Regions from separate parts of the Homo sapiens genome. Here all the other regions are linked to region 4. A link is a contact called in ENCODE Hi-C or POLR2A ChIA-PET data. All regions are on one chromosome and are shown on one strand. The core of a region is the stretch at or near the end of the contact, and the rest is flanking DNA. Distances in the headings are between cores, read along the strand shown. Region 1 overlaps POC1B-DUSP6 (POC1B-DUSP6 readthrough). Region 2 holds the start of LINC02458 (long intergenic non-protein coding RNA 2458). Region 3 overlaps POC1B-DUSP6 (POC1B-DUSP6 readthrough). Region 4 has its middle 110 kb from the start of DUSP6.

What was found. Hi-C counts contacts between places; a loop is a spot of excess contacts on that map. ChIA-PET counts read pairs that join two places held with the same protein, here RNA polymerase II (POLR2A). Pooled maps may share reads with other maps.
Region 1: a loop to region 4 is called in a pooled map, with 3 times the contacts of the local background. The contact joins two enhancer-like sites. A Hi-C loop is called at or near these places in 8 of 50 pooled maps. POLR2A ChIA-PET finds 5 or more read pairs at or near these places in 2 of 52 experiments (OCI-LY7 and activated naive CD4-positive, alpha-beta T cell).
Region 2: a map of naive thymus-derived CD4-positive, alpha-beta T cell shows a loop between it and region 4 (8-fold over the local background). The contact joins the promoter of LINC02458 here to the enhancer-like site in region 4. A Hi-C loop is called at or near these places in 3 of 168 maps with a recorded cell type or tissue (CD4-positive, alpha-beta memory T cell and naive thymus-derived CD4-positive, alpha-beta T cell), 1 of 37 single-sample maps with no recorded cell type and 8 of 50 pooled maps. POLR2A ChIA-PET finds 5 or more read pairs at or near these places in 3 of 52 experiments (OCI-LY7, activated CD4-positive, alpha-beta T cell and activated CD4-positive, alpha-beta memory T cell).
Region 3: a map of naive thymus-derived CD4-positive, alpha-beta T cell shows a loop between it and region 4 (8-fold over the local background). The contact joins two enhancer-like sites. A Hi-C loop is called at or near these places in 6 of 168 maps with a recorded cell type or tissue (CD4-positive, alpha-beta T cell, IMR-90, endothelial cell of umbilical vein and 2 more) and 10 of 50 pooled maps. POLR2A ChIA-PET finds 5 or more read pairs at or near these places in 7 of 52 experiments (B cell, T-cell, WTC11 and 4 more).

What each region holds. Positions count from the first base shown.
Region 1 is chr12:89,389,193-89,392,847 of GRCh38, forward strand. All of the region lies in intron 9 of POC1B-DUSP6 (POC1B-DUSP6 readthrough), which reads right to left. All of the region lies in intron 1 of LOC124902980 (a long non-coding RNA gene), which reads left to right. Among named protein-coding and RNA genes, the nearest start is that of DUSP6, 39 kb to the left of the region's middle. Within about 2 kb of position 1,744, at least 8 of the 41 ENCODE cell types and tissues checked have a DNase peak (open chromatin) inside an H3K27ac peak, as active enhancers do.
Region 2 is chr12:89,017,742-89,021,300 of GRCh38, forward strand. LINC02458 (long intergenic non-protein coding RNA 2458) reads right to left here and starts at 1,951. Exons shown (of 3, transcript NR_038385.1): 1 at 1,812-1,951.
Region 3 is chr12:89,460,120-89,463,792 of GRCh38, forward strand. The region is part of intron 9 of POC1B-DUSP6 (POC1B-DUSP6 readthrough); the gene reads right to left. All of the region lies in intron 9 of POC1B (POC1 centriolar protein B), which reads right to left. Among named protein-coding and RNA genes, the nearest start is that of GALNT4, 63 kb to the right of the region's middle. Within about 2 kb of position 1,677, at least 3 of the 41 ENCODE cell types and tissues checked have a DNase peak (open chromatin) inside an H3K27ac peak, as active enhancers do.
Region 4 is chr12:89,243,183-89,246,847 of GRCh38, forward strand. No RefSeq gene overlaps it. Among named protein-coding and RNA genes, the nearest start is that of DUSP6, 110 kb to the right of the region's middle. Within about 2 kb of position 1,674, at least 3 of the 41 ENCODE cell types and tissues checked have a DNase peak (open chromatin) inside an H3K27ac peak, as active enhancers do.

The sequences.
Region 1 (3,655 bases), core at 494-2,993, 150 kb after region 4:
GATACATGCAGGATGTTAGAATAGCTAACAGAATAAGATATAGACCCTATACTCTGGAGACTAGTCATATAGCAGAGATAGATACTTATACCACACCTTTAAGTTCACCTTGAGAAGTACTACAATAGAAGTGCCAGGATCTAATGTACAGAAATCATTTGTTCTGTATTTGGCTCATAGTAAGTGCCCAGTAACAAAATGATGACAATAATGATGACTGCAGCCACCACACTTTTTCTTTTTGAGACAGAGTCTTGCTCTGTTGCCCAGGCTGGAGTGCAGTGGCACGATCTCAACTCACAGCAGTCTCCACCTCCCAGTTCCAGCGATTCTCCTGCCTCAGCCTCCCAGGTAGCTTCAATTACAGCATATGCCACCATGCCCAGCCAATTTTTGTATTTTTAGTAGAGGCAGGGTTTCACCATGTTGGCCAGGCTGGTCTCGAACTCCTGACCTCAGGTGATCTGCTTGCCTCGGCCTCCCAAAGTGCTGGGATTACAGGCGTGAGCCACTGCACCAGGCCAGCCACCACATTTCTCATAGAATCATTTAAATGCTGGTTTCCGTGATCCACATTTATAGAAAAACAAAATCAAGAGAGCAACGAAAAGTTACTCATTAATTATAAAATCACTGCTAACCCACTATATGTCTAGGCTATGGCAGCAAATAGCAAAGATTATGAAGTTCCTTTTAATTGCTAAGACAAAGTTCCTCATAGAACACAAACCACTTCCATAGTAATATACTAATAGTGTGAGGTCAAACCAACTTAAATGCTGTCAGACAGCATGACTGTCCTCTTCTGAACATGACATGGGTCAGATAGAGTTATTTTTAGATAAGAGATAAGTCAGCTTAACTACACTTCTATGTCTTTAAAAATAAAAGCCCATATAACTTTGGGGACCAAGACAGATTAAGGGAATGCTAAAATTTTCCATAGGTAGATTTTTTTTTTTTTTGCATGTAATTCCTGATTCCCACCATTGCTTTCAGCAGCCCGGTCCACAGACCTGAACAATGGTTAATGTTTAAAAAGGTACAGCGTGTTCTGCTTAACAACTCTGCTCATTTCCTCTTCCTGATGGTGCTGCTGTGATTGCAGAACTCAAGTAAGGGCTTTTTACTATATGAGAATACATGAGAAATGATGCTCAAGTCATAATAAATGTGAGATTAAGGTCACTTGAAGATAAGAAGGTTGCAGCCTTAAGGAAAAACTTCAGTTGGCTTGGACCTCTGCGGGGGCAGGTTTACTGTAGTTTGTGGAAATAACCCACAGCTACTACTGAAATATGTGTAAGGATTTCAGACAGGAAATGAAGGAAATGCTGCATTAAACTAAAAGCACTTTAGGATTTAAATAAGCCGAATATAGATTCTCTGGTGAGAATTTGATCAGGGCACTGCTGGCATTGGCCCACCCTCTCATCTACAGTAGTGGAATTACAGTCTGCCTATCAAGTCCAGAATACAAAGTGCTTTCAGTCCTCTGACTATCCTCTTTCCTCTTTTATTAATTCCATTTCTCATTAAAATCCCCTGTACAATGTTCCATGAGAGTGAGCTCAAGGCAGCTACTGACATTTCCCATAAATGATACGCCCAATCTTCTTCCTACTAATCCAATTAGTTCTACTTCCTTCAAACTTCATTCAAAACTCAACTCATCTGATCTATGCCTGATGACCTTACAGTCATTCCTTGTCACTGTAAACCCTCAGCAGTTATTGTTGACTGATTTGCTCACTATGACCATGTGTTTACTTGTGCCTGGCATTAGGCTTGGTGCTGGGGCTACACTGATGAGTAAACCCCAGTCACTGCCCTCATGGAGGTCACAGTTCACATGAAAAAAACATCCTAATAAACTGTGATAAGGGCAATGGTCAAGATAGGCATGCGGAAGTATGAGGACAAGACATTCATCCTCTGGGGTGTCAGAAGGCTTCCTGGAAAAGCTGATGCCTGAGCTGGATTTTCAAGTAGAGGAAGGTCGGGGAGATATAGATGGTAGGTAGTGTAATCCATGAACAGTTGAGATGGCCCTGTGTGCCATGGTATGCTTGGGTGTATTCATGACTTTCACTTCATGAGAAGTTCCCTGTATTTGGGTTCTTTTCCTACAATTGAATTATAAGCTCTTCCAGGAACCATATTTTCTACTTATTTTGCCTTCTTCCCCTTGGGTCTCTTACAGTCCCCAGAGAGTTTTAAAGAGTTGTGTTTCACCATCCTGGGAAACACACTGCTGACTCACTGACCACCTCCAGGCCACTCTGCCCACCGTGTGTTAACAAGACTGTGTGGCCATGGAAAGATATGTAAGGCTGCAAGCCTTTTATCAGCTGTCAGGATAGACCCAGGAAGACACACAGGTCTGACTCAAAGCACATATATACTGCCTAATGGAAGAAACCATCCAAACCACTTACCCAGAAGTTCCACAAGCCCATCACATGCCATCCTTCCACTATTTCATATTCTTAGCCTTTGGTATGGTGATTTAAATTTTACATTCAAAGAGTTCTGCACCAATATTTCTATTAAGATTTCATTGGATAATTTTAAAAAGTCACTAAGCAAGTATGGAATGGATTTTCTACTCATCCCACAGAAACAGAAAGTAACCATTTTTTAAAATTAAAATCTTAAAATTGATATGGTGGATACTTTTACTGAGGTGGTCCCTGCCTCAAAAGTTGCCACTGCTGGGCAACTCACTGTCCTCTCTTAAGTCATGTGACTTTCTTTAGCAGTGGAAATACTTAGTGCACCTCATGAGTCTTGGAGAGTTTCGTTGAGTTCCTTTGCTTTGCAATGAGAAGATCGGATCCAGGTTGAGGTTGAGGGCGGGTATATGTGCTTTGTTTCCGGCCTCATATTTGGCCTCTAGGTAAATAGAACTCCACATTTCAAGGCTACCAAATCTTTCATGGATGGTTAAATCCCAATCCCTCCCCCACTCCAGGGTCAGGGGTGGAGGAAGGAGGAGAGGTAGAACAACAGGGTAAACTGAAAACAATCAATCAAAAAAAGACAGAAAAAAAGCACCGAGCCAGTTTCACAGGCTCCGTTGCTCCAAAGCCATCATTTCAAGGTTATGGCTTTAAAATTATGGAGGAGGCAGCTTTCACCTGAGCCCTCCTTAATGGAAACAGCTGGAATCTAGCCTGCCTTTGGAAATAAGAGAGGACAATCCTGGAGCATAAAGCCAGCTGGGAAAAACTGGTCACTGAACACAAAGCTTTTTGAACTACCAAATAAAATACATGGGTACTTTATTTCCGATGACCCAGTAGCAGGGCCTAAATCATATTTGAGTGTGAAAATGAAATTAATGGCCTGTGTAAATTCCCCAACTAGAGTTTCCAAATTCTGGTCACCGGTGTCCTAACAAGCAAACCGCACAGGGAGGAGATGGTTAAATAACAGCCACTTCCAAACCCAAGGCTCTATACCACTGAGGAGGAAGAAAGACAAGCCATACTTCCTAATTTAGTTAAACTAAATAGTATCCAGATCCAGTTACCCATTTCAAACATATTAGAATAACTTTATGCAAATACTTTGGGAAAGCAAATAATATTCATGAGTGACCTTAACTACAAGCCCCTGTGTCCTTATTAGTCTATCAGAGATATTAATATTA
Region 2 (3,559 bases), core at 701-3,200, 230 kb before region 4:
ACTTCTGAAGGTAGTTTTGACAATTAGAAATAATGTCACATGCTTTGCAAAACATTTAGTATGTAGTAACTACTCAGAAAGATATAGCTATTCTAATTAGTGACAGAGAACATACAAACATACAGGTAGGATTTCTCTGCCTTAGATCATATGTGTTTAAATGAGTTTGAAGCATCAGAGATCTAGTTGTAAATTCTGAGTAAGCTGAAAGTGTTATACGGTTATGCTTTCTCTAAACCAATCATTGAAGTGATGCCATATTAATATGGCAGAAAGTTTGTAATATATTTTTAGGTAGAGAGAAAAAAACAGATTATAAAATGGTAATATAGTGTCATCCCAATTTTGTTTAAAAACAGTATACATCTAGTAAGATATAAACCAAAATGTTAAGGTTAGTTATCACTGGTTTATGAGACTATAGTTTATTTCTATATTTTTAACACTTTTCTGCATTTTTAATATTTTCTATAATAAATAAGTATTCATTTTTCATGACAAAAAGAAATGTCATGTAATAATATGAAGTCAAACATATATCAAATATTGATACTGCAAAAGTTTTCTTTTGTGAACCAGTTGAATCCATAGAAGGACCGCTCTCAGAGCTCAAACACAGTGCTCCAGGGTGCTACCTGCTGCTTAGAATTCTCCATAGGAGAAACGAGAAAAAGAAAAACCAAGCCCAGTTATGCTTCTCTGTGCCAGTTTTTCAAGCCAGCATATATAGAAGTATCTAGAAGATATACAAATGATTAGGAAACAGGAAGTTCAGCCAGCCACATTATTTAGGATCATGTCAAATACATCCCTAAAAATTAAAAAGTAATAATGATTTCCGTATTTCTTATTAATCTTAATTCGTGAGACAAGGCCTTTGTATCAATTCATAATAAATTTAGGAGTATTCGTGAAAAATTTTAAATACAATATATACTTTGACCAGCAACCCCACTTCATGGACACTGACCTACAGAAAGACACATTTGTGTACCAAGTTTCATGGCCAAGAATTGTACAGGAAAACATTGTAAGAACAAAGATTTCCACTAAAGGGGAAATGATTTTAACATTATGAGACATTTATACTATGTAATGCTATCCATCTGCCAAACAGAATGCTATAGACTTCTACATATGGACATGGAATGATCTCCTACACGTATTAACTGTAAGAAAAATAAGCAAATTCAAGAACTATTTCCCAAAGAAACCCCTTTTATGTTTTAATAAATCTATATGTGTGTATAGATTTGTATATTTATATATGTAAATACATAGAAATATTGAAAAGGTCTAGAAAGATACATACCCAGTTATTAACAATGACTATGTCTAGGAAAGGTCGTTTTTAAAACTTTATATTTTCTGAATTGTTTTAATTCCTTCATACACACACATTTCCATTTATAAACTTGAATTCAGTTGAACTCTTGGCAGGGATGGAAGACATGGTGTCCATCTAGCCACAGAGACATAACTGATAGCTCAGACTGGTAGGAGAATCAATTAACGCACTCATTCAACAAACATTTATTGAATATTTACAAGATGCCAAGCCTATGCTAGAAACTGTAGGTGCAAAAATGAAAATAGTAAAACATTGTCTCTGTCTTCAAATTTTCCACGAAGGTATACATACCTCATTAAAAAAATCTGGATTTTCACTTGTTCTTTATCTTATATGTTTTTTATAAAGTTAGTAGAAACAACGGTTTCTTAGTGTTGCAGAAAACGCAGTAATGAATCATTAACAATGAATCATTAACAATGAATCAACAGTGGCTCGAGGAAACATCTTTATGACTTACATCATTAAGATTTGAAGAATTGATTCTGCTCCCACCTCCTAACATATACCCTTCTACCCCTAAGCTCACGGTTGATGCCAAAATCTCTTTATTGTGAGTTACACGGAGACAGGAGCAGCGACGCAAGCTACGTGAAGTCTACTAAATCCACTGTTGCCCTCTCGGTAAACCAGTATGAATGCAGCAACAGGAAGGACCACAAGATGGCAGACTGGAAACGAGTCATGGAGCCTACAGCAGGCGATGAGGTGCTACAGCCAGTGGAATCCCGTAGCCCTGGCATCTGAAGAGAGACTGGGAAGGGCTTTATAGATCTGTTGAACGGAGGGATCAGAGCGAAGAACAATTTTGGCACCACTCTAGTGCTTGCTCACATCTCTTAGTGTTCTATTTAGTTGTTTTTACCATCTAAAAAACAAACCATGTTCATCTCTTCTTCCCACCCCAAATAGATAGTCATACTCATCAAAATCAATCATAGCTTTCTATTTTAGTATGATTGAGTAGCAGAATTTTTAAATTGGACAGGATCTCCCCAAATTTGAGGATGAGGTGCTTCATGCATAGGGAGGAGGCAGAAAGATAGATAGGGACCTGGTGGGACAAAGAAGCACAAGTCCACATTGTCATAAGGAAAGGCTCTTTTCATGATGTATGGGGACTAGGGTTGAGAAATTATTTTCAGGAAGTTGTGTGAGTAAGGCCAAAACTGTAATTTTCCAGACTTTATACCTGTGCATGCAGAGACACATAGGTAAAGATGTTGAGTAATGTGAAAGTGTACATTGGTGCTGCTGTTCTTATTTAAGCAGATAAAGTATCTACATAACCTATGATCCAGCCATTTCATTCCTGGGCATATATCTCAAATAAATCCTCACACAGGCTTGCAAGCATATATGCACAAAGATGACAGTGTGGTTTGTAGTGTCCAGCAACTGGAGGTAACCTGGGTGCTCATAATTGGGAGAGTAGATAAGTAAGTGGTGGCTTACAGATATTTACAGGATCATGCATAAAAGGGCAAATGGCCAAGCAGCACATATTTTGACCTGCCAACACGGTGTTGACCAGGATGGCTCTTGGAGACAGAAGGAGCAGACATCTGGGACCTCCAATATTGTCCTATCATACTCTGAGACAGTGCACAGCAATCTGGCAGGGCCAACTGTCTGACTCTAGGAAAAGGACATTGAACCTTGAGCTAGGAGGTTTGAAAGCTGTGATTGAGGTGGCATTGGCCTCTTTTGAAAAGCAAAATCCCAAAGTGTATTTTGAGAACATTGATAATTTGTTGTCAAGACAAGTTGCATAAAAAGCCGGCCCGGCACGGTGGCTAATGCCTGTAATCTTAGCACTTTGGGAGGCTGAATGGGTGGATTGCCTGAGCTCAGGAGCTCAAGACCAGCATAGACAACATGGTGTAACCCTATCTCTACTAAAATGCTAAAAAATTAGCCTGGCATGGTGGTGCGGGCCTGCAGTCCCAGTTACTTGGGAGGCTGAGGCATGAGAATCACTTGAACCCGGGAGACGGAGGTTGCAGTGAGCCGAGATCACACCACTGCACTCTATCCTGGGCCACAGATCAAGACTCTGTCAAAAAGAGAAAAAAAGGCAAAAGTAGAATAATTAATACTGTGTGGTATAGACACAGAGTCAAATTTATTGACCAGAACAGAATAGACATCAGGAAGAGAGTACACCTGTGAAAAACTAAATGCACAAAAATACAGAAGTCTGACATT
Region 3 (3,673 bases), core at 427-2,926, 220 kb after region 4:
GTTATCTAGAATTTATTGCTAAATCATTAGAATAGTCAGAGTTTAAGTTAGTCCCAAAATCAATATATGAAATCAACTGCATTTCTGCATTCTAGCACACAGTTAGAAAATGCAAAATTTTAAAGGACACCATTTACAATATCAAAGAAGTTTAAAAATACATCAGAATAAACATACAAAAAAGAGTAAGACCTTATGGAAAAGAATAAAACTTATGTTAACATTAAAAAAGGCTCAAATAAGTAGAAACTGTATCATAAATAACTCAAAAACAGAGTGCTGTATATGGAAAATAAATATATTCAGAATATTCGTAATGAGAAAAGTGAAATTAAAGCAAAATACCACTTAATACCTATTAGACTGCAAAAACTAGAAAGCTCAATGACGCCAACACTGTTTGTAGCAGCATTGTTTGTAATGGCCAAAAAACTATTGGAAGTACCCTAAGTGTCTATCAACAGTTAAACAGGCTGTAAGAATTACTACAGTGACAAATTCACTGGAATGCAATACAGCAGTGAAAACAATTTATGAATGCATGAATTCAGAATTCATATGTATGAATCTCAGGACTTTAATGTTAAATTAAAAAGTAAGTTACGGAAAATATACATTCAATATAATTCCATTTACATAAAGTTCAAACTCATTCAAAATTAAACAATAATTATAGATTCAAATATATAAAGTTACAAAGAAAAGCAACAGAATGATTACCTAGAGTGGTGACTAACTTTGAGGGAGGCTATTTCAGAATTTGAAAAGACATAAAAATTAAAAATAAAATTGAAACATTATGAATACAAAGAAGTAAACAAAGAGCAACAAAGATAGCAGAGTTTTATATCAAATGAATGGTACCAATAAGTGTACTAACGAACCTTAAAGAAGAAACTATTGACTGAGCGCTTATCAGGAGTGTCCAATCTTTGGCTTTCCCTGGGCCACATTGGAAGAATTGTCTTGGGCCACACATAAAATACACTAACATTAATGATAGCTGATGAGCTAAAAAAAAAAAAATTGCAAAAATATCTCATAATGTTTTAAGACAGTTTACGAATTTGTGTTGGGCTGGATTCAAAGCCAGCATGTGACCTGTGGGCTGGACAAGCTTGGCTTAGACAGTGAGAAAGACTTCCTATGGAGGAAACACGGCATATGACGGCTCTTTAATAAAAGATCTAGAAAACAAAAACAGAGAGGGAGATGAGTAAAAGAGCATTCTTCATGGCATAGTGGAAGAATGCTGACATACTTTCACACAGGGTTAGAAAGAAGATTGTCAAGGGTCAAATTGTGAAGGGTGAAGGAATTTGGGAAGGCACAGAAAGTTGGAAGCTACAATGTGCTGAATTGAAAGAGTAATCTGACAGACACATAAAGTGTCATGAATACATTAGGGACGGCAGTGAGGACACTACAGCGTTAATCCAGGTCTGTAGTGATGAAGACTTGGCCAGTGATAAGAGGAGTGGAATAATTTTTAAAGCACTTACCATGCTTGATGGGTATGGCTGTAGTTTTAGAAACAGTAAAATCATTTTATAATTATCCAGCCAGTGTGTTAAAGGGGAGATATAACTGCAATGCTATAGTAAAGAAGGAATAAAGCTGTGCATGGTAAGGATGAGGGGCAATCAGCTCAGCTAGCCAAAACCGTTATCTCTTCCTGGCTGTCCCATAAAGCAGAAATCAAACACAGCCTCCTGCCATTAACTCTAAGTCCAGAGTTGAGGTAAAGAACAGAAATGTGAGAGTGACTTGTTTTCCTTTTAATCTTAAGACTCCCTGTCCAGAGACTGCTTGCATACGTTTTATTCTCTTTTATCTACTGCCACCTAGTGTAGACAGAAAATTATTTACCTAGAAAATACAATCTAGTTGCACCATCTGAAATTGAAACTGCTCAAGAAATCTAAATCACGTAGAGTCAGCACCTGTCATTAAAAAAAATCCTTGACCTACAAGTTGGGAAACAAGTCCTGATGTAATTAACAGTATTTAACTGCGTAAGTTGCTGCCACATAAGTTAAATAGAGCTGGAAGTTCTTACTAAGTAACATTTATAGTCCTCTCCATAAAGAAAATATGCTGAGGGGGTGATATGGTTAAATTCTTTGCTAGCTAACTCTCAGGAATACTAACAGTACCTTGTAGCTCCTGATATTTATTAAAGGGAAGAATATGTTAATAATTAGAGCTGCCTTGAAATGAAGTGGGCTGCCTATGAGAGGCCAAGTTCTCCATGGCTGAACAAGGGTATATAACTGGGACTAATGAATGAGGTAAAGGTTAGCCTGTATGACCTCAAAGGTACCATCCCACATCCCCCATTGAGGTTCTCTGTGTCCATGATACTGAGGAGTCCACGAACATAAAACCTCTACTAATAAATTCCATAAGCCTTCACTAGACTACAAGCTTCTAAAGAGCAAGGAGTATGCCCATCTTGTTCACTGCTGCATACTCTAAAGCTAGTACAACGTCCAGCACACAGATACTTTAATATCTGTTAACAGGATAAAATGTAATTTTGTTTATATTGAAGCATTACATCAAAGTGGTTAAAAACACAGAATGGAACCAGAGTGCCTGGGTTGAAATTCTACTGCTGCCACTTACTAACTTTAAGATTTAACTAACATAGACCTCAATTTCTCATGGGATAATAGTGGTACTTATTTCACCGAGATTTTAGGAATATTAACTTAATTTGTATAAAACACTTAGAACAGTCTTGTATAACTGTTAGACTTTATCATCATGTAATGAACATTTACTGAGGCCTGAAACAGTATAAACATATACCCCAGTTAGAAGTAGAATACAAAATGGATAGACAAGTGGTCATTTTAAAAAATCATAAATGGTGATGTTTTCAACCTTATTAGAAGATTGAGATAAAAACCCAATCTCAGACTTAAAAACTTAAATTGATCACTTGTACTTTTCAACAATGAATCATGGTCAGACTATCACAAAATATTATTATATAAATATTTGGTTAAGGTAAAGGACATTTTCCTTCCTGCTAAATATCATACAGAATTTCATATGCAATTTATATGTTAAGGTAATCTAAAATGGCCATAAAAAACTGAAAGCCATCAGAACATTATTTTATTAAAAAAATCTTTTTAACCAATTATAATCCCTGCTTACAATATTCTGCAATTCTCCTAGAATAACTATTTTGATGCTTTACTGTCATTAAGAGCTATCGCCATCGCTTAGAGTGGCTCTACTGTCTTCTCATCAAAATGTGTAAGAAAGAAGGGAACTGCTGCTCCGGAGAAAAATATCACACACACACACACACTGAAGGAAAGTCTGGTTTTGTCTAGGGGCAGGACAATGCAATCCAACTCATGACAGTCTGAAGAAGATAAAGTCAGCATGAACTAGTGATGTGCTATAGCACAACATGGGTAGGGTCAAGATACCTTGTGTAAAAACTGGGCTTCTTTCCCATCAAAAAAAAGAGAGAGAGGTACTGTTCTCATGTTTTTAATTAAGATGGAGTGCCTAGGCCAGGAGTACTACGAAGGATCTGTAGTTAGATAAGTAGGAAGAACCCGGGAGGGGGCTATTTCACATAGAGAGAATTTGATATTTCATGCCTTCTTTCATGTGGCCTCCTTCTCTCATTTATTTTAAAAGTAATATG
Region 4 (3,665 bases), core at 424-2,923:
TCATAGTAGCCACTAATGATCCTTTGAATTCCTGTGGTATTGTTTGTAATGTATCCTTTGTCATCTCTGATTTTATTTATTTGGATCTTTCTCTTTTTTTCTTAGGTAGTCTGGCTAAATGTTTGCCTATTTTGTTTAACTTTTCAAAAAACAACTTTTTGTTTCATTGATCTTTTATACTGTTTTCTTCATTTCAAATTCCTTTATTTCTGCTCTGATCTTTATTATTTATTTTCTTCTACTAATTTTGAATTCAGTTTGCTCTTGCTTTTCTAGTTCTTTAAGATGCATCATTGGGTTGTTTATTTGAATTTTTTCTTATTTTTCAATGTAGGCACTTACAGCTATAAACTTCCCCCTTAGTATTGCTTTTGCTATATCCCATAGATTTTGGTATGTTGGGTTCTTATTATCATTTATTTCAAGACATTTTTCAATTTCCTTCTTAATTTCTTCATTGAGCATCTCCTCCGAGCCACAGGTCACCCAGTCTACATCATTTCTCATCTGTCAATCACACCACCTCTTAGCTCTTGTGTCAGTCTCCAGGACAACCATACTTCAGCCCCATTTCCTTCTGATATGCTCTGCTTAGCCCAGTGATTCTTCTAGGCAGCTAGTTCTCCTAAATTACTACATTGCTCACAAACACTTAATGGCTCCCATTGCCACATAAAATCCAAACTCCTCTGAGTAGTCCATGAAGCCCTCTGTGATCTCATCCTCATCTCTTGCCACATGCTTATGGCATCCTAAGCTAATCACCAAATACATCATGCTGTTTCGTGTCTTCATACCTCTTATCATGCTGCTCTCTCTGCCCAGAAAAGGAACATCCTTCCTCACCTACCTTCCAAAACTGAAAACCTCTTAGTCCTCTTTCAAGAATCTGCTCAAGCCTGACCTCACCAGCTAGACTTGCCACCTTCTTCCTTTCTGCCCCCACTTTTCCTCTTTCTCTTATTTGCCATTGTATCTATCACACTGAATGGCTTTTGTTTATTTCTGCCTTAACTCCTAGACCATGAGCTCTTTGATAGTAGGAATCAAGTCGTGTTTACCTATGAGTTCTTAGTACCATGCCAAATGCCTGGCACATAGTGGGTGCTCTATAAACATTTATTATGTTGATCTTTCCTAATTCTTTTAGGGACTCTTTTGACAAGAACCTCACTTAAAACTAAATCAGCTTGAAAAGACCAATATCAAAAGATTTATTCCTGCTTTAATTGGTTAGAGTATAATTTCACATTCCAGGAACCCCTGAAATATCTTTTTTTTTCATATTTTTTTCTTAGAAAGTCATTTCATTTTGCCAGTTGGAACAAGCCTAGAAGTTTGGTGTTTTGTTTTGAAACTGAAAATTGCTTTAAGAGGCACTTTGTGCACTTGGACGTGGTTGAGAAGAGACCCACAGAGATGATTAAAGGCTGAAAAACAGACTAAGAAAACTGGAAGAGAAAGCTAAAGGCAATTTAGTAATCAACGTCAAGCATATGAAAGGTTGTTATTACCAAGGAGGGTGACAAGCCCATGCTGTTCATACCCTCTAAGGGGAGAGCAACAGGAAATGAGGCAAGTTGCAGCATAGATGACTTCGGTTAGATAAAGAGGAACTTACTTGGCAGAAAACATTGCTACAAACTGAAGGGTCCAACAGGAATGATGCTTGGTCCCTCCTTCTCCAGAGGTATGTAAACAGGAAAAGTTTCCAACTGCCTGGAATGTTCCCTGTGCAATATTGCCTAAACTAGGGAATAGAATTAACAGTTTTGAGGGACAGTCTCCAGAAAAGACATAGATTTTTGGCACCCAGGACACAGGTGACCTGACAAAGTCCTTCCAACTCCAAAAATCTTGGAGAAAGTATTTCAGAGGAACTGAATTCAACAGTCACATCTTTTCACTACACATTTACTAAGCCTCTTTTCGAAGCCACGCCAGGTTAGATACCATCCCAATTACTAAGGCATAGTTTATGCTAATAGAGGAAAGAGCTGATTACCACATATTCTTTAGAGGCCTATCAGGCATCAGCTCTCCGAATTCTGTCTCACTCATACATGTGCACACATATACAACTACAAAGCAACCGCCAAAGCTACTTGCATTTCCTCTGAGTGACACCGACCCCTAGCTGCTCTAACCTCCAAACCTTTGCATGTGGTATTTCCTCTACCTCTAATTCCCTTCCCCCACTTCCTTACTTTGTAAATCCCTTCTTGTCCCTAAAGATACTGCTCAGGCATTACCTCCTCCAAGCTGCCCTCTTGCCACAGCTACTATTCCCTTCACCCCAACTCTAGATTATGATACTCTTTCATGATCCCTGGCTGAAAGCATTAGGAACTGAATCAAAATAATCCAAAAGAGAACTTGTTGGAAGTATAATGTATCAGCAGCTCAATAGCAGATAGAGGAACAAGCTTGCAAATGCCCAAGATTTAGGGGAGTTAAAGCCAAGAACCAGAACCAATAATCCAAAAGAGAACTTGTTGGAAGTATAATGTATCAGCGGCTCAATAGCAGATAGAGGAACAAGCTTGCAAATGCCCAAGATTTAGGGGAGTTAAAACCAAGAACCAGAGGGTATAATTGTCTTATATTTGAAAGCATCAGGACTGGATGTTTCTACCTCACTTCAGTTCAGAATGCCCTGAATATACTCTCTCCATCCTAGTATCAACATCCTAAAAGAGGGTCTCATCGGCCAACCTTGGGTCTCATGACTAGTCTGAACTAGCCTGTGACTGTGCTAGGGTGGGAGAGGAAGATCACTCTTTTCAGTTTGTCTAGTGAGCATTGGTCACTAGAAATTATCATCCCACTTAAATTCACACAAAGGAGGAGAGGTGATTCCCCCCAAAAAGAAATTGTAATAAAATAGGAGAGGCAAGGTAAGCTAAGCAGCTCTCTCTTACGTTCATTACATTGTGGTATGATCCTTGGTTTTCCTGTCTGTGTTCTTAGTAAGTTCATGTGCACTCTGAAGGCAGCAATTGTATCTTTTATTTGTGTCTCATAGACTATTGGGTACAGAATCTGTGATCAATAACCTTTTACAGGTTCTTGGTCAATATTTGTTGAATGATACATGAAGGCTAAGACCATATGTATCCCTGTGTCTGCCAACTTCAAGCTCAGTGCTTTTTCTACCATACCACAAGGTTAGCAGGGATTATGTGCTCAGCCTTAATCCAGTTACCTGTTTCTTAACCTAAGGTATTTGTTGTTATTGGGGTTTTTTTTTTAATAAATTAAGATTGGTATAGTAAGTCTTGGTTACAGCCGGCAAAAAAAACAAGTCTCAAAATATTCACAGAACTGAATCCCAGGATGTGCAAATGCAGTTTTTAAGCATCCATTTACCTTTGAGTGAAACTATGATATCCATCAAACTTCTCAGACAATACTATCCACAAACGTCAATTTTTACCTAGGTAATGGTGACTATAGGAAAAGAAAATAAGAAAAATAATACCAGAAGTTTGCAAATAAGCTCTAAACGTAGCAAATAACTAAACATAATAAAACATAGTGCATATGTGTTTCCGTGGCCACTATCACACAGGTAAGCATGGCTGACTGGCTTGGTAAGTCCATTTCAATACTACCAGTGTTCATTGACAGTGTCTATAGCCATTCAAGCTTGTGAATTTGCATGG